Linked DNA regions of Homo sapiens: region 1 is linked to region 2. The links are chromatin contacts, found by Hi-C or POLR2A ChIA-PET in ENCODE. All regions are on one chromosome and are shown on one strand. Each heading gives the region's core, a stretch centred on a gene start or an enhancer-like site at or near the end of the contact. The rest is flanking DNA. Distances are from core to core; before and after follow the strand shown. Region 1 overlaps SPEF2 (sperm flagellar 2). Region 2 holds the start of SPEF2 (sperm flagellar 2).

Region 1 (3,114 bases), core at 366-2,865, 190 kb after region 2:
TCTCATTAATGTCTGTCTTCCCTCACCTCAAATGATGTCAGACCCGCTGCTATATGTTCCCATGGTGCACCCTGCTTCCCCTACAAGATACTCCTCACCTGGCAATGACTTCCTTGAGATCTGCTTCTCTCTAGACTCTAAGCACCCTGTGGACCAGGAGTTTGGTGGGGAGGAGGCATCTGTTTTGTTCTGCATCCCTGAAGTTGAGGCAAGGCCTGGTACAGAGCTCAGTAAACATTGCATTCATTAATAGATCAATTAATTAGTTCATTCACTTTGTAAATTATGCTTTTTGCATGGTCCCGTGAGGAACACAAAAGAAGCCAAACTTGCTCTCCTGAAGGGACTCTAATTGGCCTCATTCATATAGAAAAGAATGAATGATGCCCCAAACAGGGGGGAGCATGGAATAAAAGGCAGATTAACGTGAGGCCTTGCCAGCCAGAAGAGGTGTGGATGCCCTCTCCTTTCCTGCCTCTCTGTCTTTACTCTTGTTACTCTCTCCACCTGGCATACTCTTCATCTCATCTCAAAGGATCCGAGGCCTCCCCATTATCCAAGGCCTACAACAATGCCACATCTTTCACGAAGCATCCCCTGACAACACTGAGCACTCTCTCAGCAAGGCCCAGGTTATAACCAGAACTTCCCTGGCAGGGCGGAGCACATTCACACACACACATTCACTGCTTCCACAAACATTTATTGAGCACCTACGTGTGCTGGGGACCACTCTCGATTCGGGGGTATGGCAGTGAACAAAAATTATTCCAGGCAGGAGGAAGACAGGCAATAAACAAATAAGCAAAACAGAGACTACATCGAATGGTGATAAATTCTATGGAAAAAAAAAAGAATGCAGGGGGAAAATACAGGCATTGGAAGAGGGGTTGCAATGTTCATTAGGGTGGCCAGAAAAGCCCTCTCTGAGAAGAGACATACAAACAGAGGCCCAAAGAAGGTGAGGGGGAGAGCCTTGCAAGTCCCTGGGGCATGAGCACTTGAAGTGAGGACAACAGTGAGTGCAAAAGCAGCCATAACTGGTGTGCTCTGAGAACTAGGGCTAGCCAGCAGAGCTGGAGAGGACCAGGCTGAAGGAGAGTAACAGGGAAGGGAAGTGAGAGGGAGAGGACCCTGAGGTCCACTGCAGGGACCTTAGCTTTAACTCTATGCAGGATGAGAAGTCATTGGAAGGGTGCAGTCACCTGGCTTCACTAAGTCAGGATCTCTCTGTGTTGAGGAGAGACTACAGACGGCAAAGGAGGGAAGTAAGGAGACCTAGGCCTTCAGGCAGGGGACCACTTATCTATTTCTACTGCTAAATGGTTCCTGCCTTGAGTTTGGGACACCTTGTTACCCATCTTCATGTCCTCTGAAGTAGCTGCCACATAGCCAGTGCTTGATTAGTATTTGTGAACATGGCCAGGAAAGAAGTGAAGAAGGAAGAGAGGGACAGTGAAATGAATGGAGTTTAGTCTCCATGGTAGAGAGGAGGAAAGCAGACATTGCAGGCAGGCAGAGGCAACAGCGGAGTCCAGGAGGCTGAGATGAGCAGGAAAGGCCAGGAAAAAGGAAGCCTGTGCTAGAGCTGTTGCCATAGCAACAGACAGCTGTCTCCTGAGGCTGGCAGCCAGGCTAGCTAGCACAGGAAGACGCTTAATGCCTTCCATCCCTGAGTGCTGCATTCACTGTGTGCTAGTGTTCCTACCCGGGAAGCAGCTCTCCTTGAGTGCTGCTCTCAAGAGCTCCTTTAAAATCCAAGGACACTGTGGAGGAACTGAACCAAGAACACTGCGCTGCAGAGATTAAGCTAGTGGGTGGGAGGTGGAGCCTGGGATGGAACACAGGGCTCTCTCTCACACACAGGCCTGTTCCTGACTTGGAGTGAACCCTAGGAGCACTTGGAACACAGAAGCCACTCACCTTCTTCATTCTCACTCACTCCTCATCCCACTGTCTCCAACTGTGGCACTCCATTTCTGTGCCATTTCCACTGTGTTCCAGTTTCCTGGGCAACCCTGTCCCAGGAAGCCATAATGCTCAGAAATAACACCTCTAGCAGATTCATATTCACTCCCAAGCCATTCAATCAGATCTCTGCTTTTGCTTTCCCCACAAACAACTGGAAATCTCCCCAGCATTTCATTCTTCTTTACTCTATTTCTGCTATTCATGCTGATTTTATTCAATGCGGCTCAGGCCTTCTGCTTAAAGCCACAGCTTCTTGGGTAATTTAAAAGAAACTTAAAAGCGAGGCATTCATCAGTAATGCCCTAGTCTAGGTGGATCTTTAAATAAATGACATTTGGGAAAATGGTTCGTTCTGCCACCTGTGTGGCGTGGGGTTAGTAAATTGTGAGCTTGAATCTCTCACATTGCAAAAGTCTTGTAAAAACATCTTGGCAAGGAGCGTTTGAGGCCCTGGGGTAGAAACACATACATTTCTATGCTCTTCTGCTCTTTGAGGCTTTGCCCACATTAATCCAAGACCAGACCTCTGTGCTGCCATCTGAGATGTGGGACTGAGCTGATTGAATGATAGAAATGCATGGTCAGGAAGACACACAGGTAGCACTCTGGGGACACATTTGTTGGGAGTCCTGAGAGTTAGCCAAGTGTGACATAGTGCTTGACAGCACCACAGTCTGTTCCCCTGCTTAGATAATAATGTGACTTTTGTAGAGCTTTGATACCACTGATAATTGCTCATTCAAAAGTACTGGCTTTTCTCCAAATTGGCCTCACTGGTTTTGTTCCTGTACCCACATTCAACATCACCAGCTTTCAGAGACTCTGTTGGAGAGAACCACCTCCTCTTGCACACGTTTCCCTCTCTGCAGGACCATGCCAACTTCTTCAGTTTGATCTCAGTCTCTCTCCCTTCCTTCCCCTCCCACTGAGCCACTAAGCCTATTCTATACCAACCCCCTAGAGATCAAAAATAGCAAACATGTAAAAAGAGTCCTCTGACACTAATAAGTTAAGGATTATTCACTCTGACATTTCAAATGTTTACATTGCTACCTCTTAAATTTTAAAAAAAAATCATTTATTCCATTATGCTTACATCAGGCCTTTGGAAAGTAAGTTTCTCCCCCTAATTATGGAAATAGT
Region 2 (3,072 bases), core at 391-2,890:
CAAGGGACTCATATCCACAACATACAAGAAACTCAAACAACTCAACACTAAAAAAACAAACAATCCCACTAAAAAGTGTGCAAAGGACACGGATAGACATTTCTCAAAAGAAGAGGTACAAATGGCCAACAGGTATATGAAAAAATTCATCATCTCTAATTATCAAATGCATATCAAAACCACAATAAAATACCATCTTACCCCAGTTAGAATGGTTATTATTAAAAAGACAAAAAACAACAGATGCTGGAGAAGATGTGGAGAAAAGGGAACTCATACTGTTGGTGGGGATGTAAATTAGTATGACCACTATGGAAGGCAGTATGGAGGTTTCTCAAAAAACTAAAAACAGAACTGCCATAAAATCCAGCAGTTCCACTACAGTGTATCTATCCAAAGGAAAAGAAGTCAGTATATCAAAGGGATACCTGCACTCACATGTTTATCACAGAACTATTCAAAATAGCCAAGATATGGAATAAATCTAAGTGTCCATCAGCGAACAAATGGAAAAAGAAAGAATGGTATATATACATAACGGAATACCATTTGTCCATGGAAAAGAATGAAAACAGGTCATTTGCAGCAACATGGATGAACTGGAGGCCATTATGTTCAATGAAATAGGCCAGGCAACAGAAAGACAAATACTGCATGTTTTACTCATATGTGGTAGCTAAAAAAGTTGATCCCCTGGAGATAGAGAACAAAATTATGAGTACCAGAGACTGGAAAGGATGTGAGGGTGGGAAGGGGAAATGAAGAGAGGTTGGTGAATGGGTACAAACTTATAGTTAGATGGAAGAAATAGGGTCTAATGTTAGCTAGCAACTGGGGTGACTATAGTTAGCAATGATACATTGTATATTTCAAAATAGCTAGAAGAGAAGATTTGAAATGTTACCAACGTATATAAATGATAAATACTCAAGGTGATGGATACCCCAAATACCCTTCTTCTTTTTCTTCCTCTTCTTTTTTCTTCTTCTTCCTCTTCTTTGATCTCTCCTTGTTCTCCTCCTTCTCCTTGTTCTCCTTCTTCTCCTTCTCTTTCTTCTTTTCCTCCTGTTCTTCCTCTTCTCCTCCTCCTCTTCCTCTCCCTCTCCTTCTCCTTCTTGTTATTCTTTCTTCTTTCTTCTTCTTTTTTGAGACAGAGTCTCATTTTGTTGCCCAGGCTGGAGTGCAGTGGCTCGATCTCGGTTCACTGTAAACTCCGCCTCCTGGGTTGATCCTTCCACGTCAGCATCCTGAGCTGGTGGGACCACAGGCGCACGCCACCACGGCCGCCTAATTTCTTACAGAAAAAAAAACGGTTTCTGCTACCTTGCCCAGGCTGGTCTTGAACTCCCAGGCTCAGTCGAGCGCCACCCCCTCCACAAAGTGGTAGGATTATTTGCGTGAGCCACGGAGCCCTGCGGAGACTCTGGTTTTACTTTCTGCTCACCTAAGAAGCTCCTGCTGTGTCCCTAAGTGTTCCCGCCTCGCCTCTCCCCACACCCACTGCTCCCTAACTTCTCTCACAGGCCCCCAACGGCTTCCTCCTGCGCTGGCGCACGCTCAGGTCTTACCCGCCAGCAGGTGGCGAAACACGATTTTCTGTCCTCTGCGGCTGAGCCCTAGCGTCCCCTCTTCTCTAAGGCCTTTCGCCTAGTTCCAGCCTGGATACGCTTCCATAGCAAAGGGTTGCCCTTGGCTACAGGAGGACGCGGGCTGGCAGGCTTGGTTCCTGGCGAGTTTCTAAGCCCCCGCCTGCGGTCTGAGGCACCGGCTGAACCATGTCGGAGATCCTGTGCCAGTGGCTCAACAAGGAGTTGAAGGTGTCCCGGACCGTGAGTGAGTGACCACGGCCAGGGGCGAGCGTCTGAGGGGCTAGCGGGGCGCAGAGCCTGCAGCGCAGCGCAGCGCACTCAGGGAAGGTGGCGGGCAGGGCGCGAGCTGCACAGGTGGGGCACCTGCGTAGCCGGCAGCATCCCACAGTGAGCAACTCGGCTCGGCGGTGCCCCAGGTCCGTCCCGCCACCTCCCTACAGCTCACCCCAGCCAGGGCAAGGCCTTGTCACGTCCCCACTCTGCCGCTCTCGAGTTACCCTTGTCACGGTGGGCCCAACCCGCAGGCATTCTGACTTTGTGATGTGGTTCTAGGCAATCAGAGGGTTTAGGAAGGTCTCCTTTGCTTCTGTGGAGAGGGAACTTTGCTGGACTTTGTAGTCTGACCCCAACGATGCCTCCTTCACATCACCAGAAGCAGAAGCATGGTGTGGTGGCTAGTCGATGAAATATGAAGCCACTGGACAAGTTACAATACCTTCTCTGAATGTGTTTCCTTCTCTATAAAATGGACCTAATAATGCTTTCCATACTTAACTGACCAGCAGGGGAGGGTGGGTGAAAAATAAGTTAATGTAGAATATGTTAACATTTACAAATTTTAGTAAATTTTAAGCCCCAAATCACAAACTAGCTATTTCTGGTCACTATTGGCTCTTGCCCAAAGCTGACCTTATTCACCAACCTAATTTTATCCTAACCATGCAGTTGCCACCCAAAGTTTCCAAGTCTGACAACCACAGAGACAATTTTACATGCTGGCAGCTTCCTTGACTGCCCTGTAATTCTTCAGGAGTTCATTTTTCAGTTGGTTTTGTTTGTCTTTTTTTCTTTTTTTGCTTAAGGGAAGAGGTTTTCAGGGCAAGTCATTTCAGTCCATTTTCCCAGAAGAACTTGCTTAACACCAGCTTGCTACCAGAGAGGCAGTGGTGCCAGTTCAACCTTAGCTTATCTACAGAAGTTGCTAGATCGGTAGTGTTTCTGTGGGTGCAAAGTAGTTATTAATACTCTCAGCATGAGGATCTTTAGCACGGAGCATCTCCTGTTGCATTTCTTGAGGCATAAACCTCAGACTCTTTCTTTGTCAAATAACCATCTACACACTCCCTGTGAACTGCAATAAATTCTTTCCTGGTATTCTACGATTATCCCATTGTGTCTCCAACTGTTTATTTGCTAAAATATGATGGACTGAGGACAATATTTAGCATTTATTGTTTCTTATTCCTGTCTCACCATAGGAGCC

What was found. A loop is a pair of places that touch in the nucleus more often than their neighbours do. ChIA-PET counts read pairs that join two places held with the same protein, here RNA polymerase II (POLR2A). Pooled maps may share reads with other maps.
Region 1: a loop to region 2 is called in a pooled map, with 2.4 times the contacts of the local background. The contact joins the enhancer-like site here to the promoter of SPEF2 in region 2. A Hi-C loop is called at or near these places in 6 of 50 pooled maps. POLR2A ChIA-PET finds 5 or more read pairs at or near these places in 2 of 52 experiments (T-cell and activated naive CD4-positive, alpha-beta T cell).

Annotation. Positions count from the first base shown.
Region 1 is chr5:35,801,681-35,804,794 of GRCh38, forward strand. The region is part of intron 34 of SPEF2 (sperm flagellar 2); the gene reads left to right. Among named protein-coding and RNA genes, the nearest start is that of IL7R, 54 kb to the right of the region's middle. Within about 2 kb of position 1,616, at least 4 of the 41 ENCODE cell types and tissues checked have a DNase peak (open chromatin) inside an H3K27ac peak, as active enhancers do.
Region 2 is chr5:35,616,223-35,619,294 of GRCh38, forward strand. SPEF2 (sperm flagellar 2) reads left to right here and starts at 1,641. Exons shown (of 37, transcript NM_024867.4): 1 at 1,641-1,833. The coding sequence starts at 1,776. RefSeq lists an enhancer at 1,684-2,491.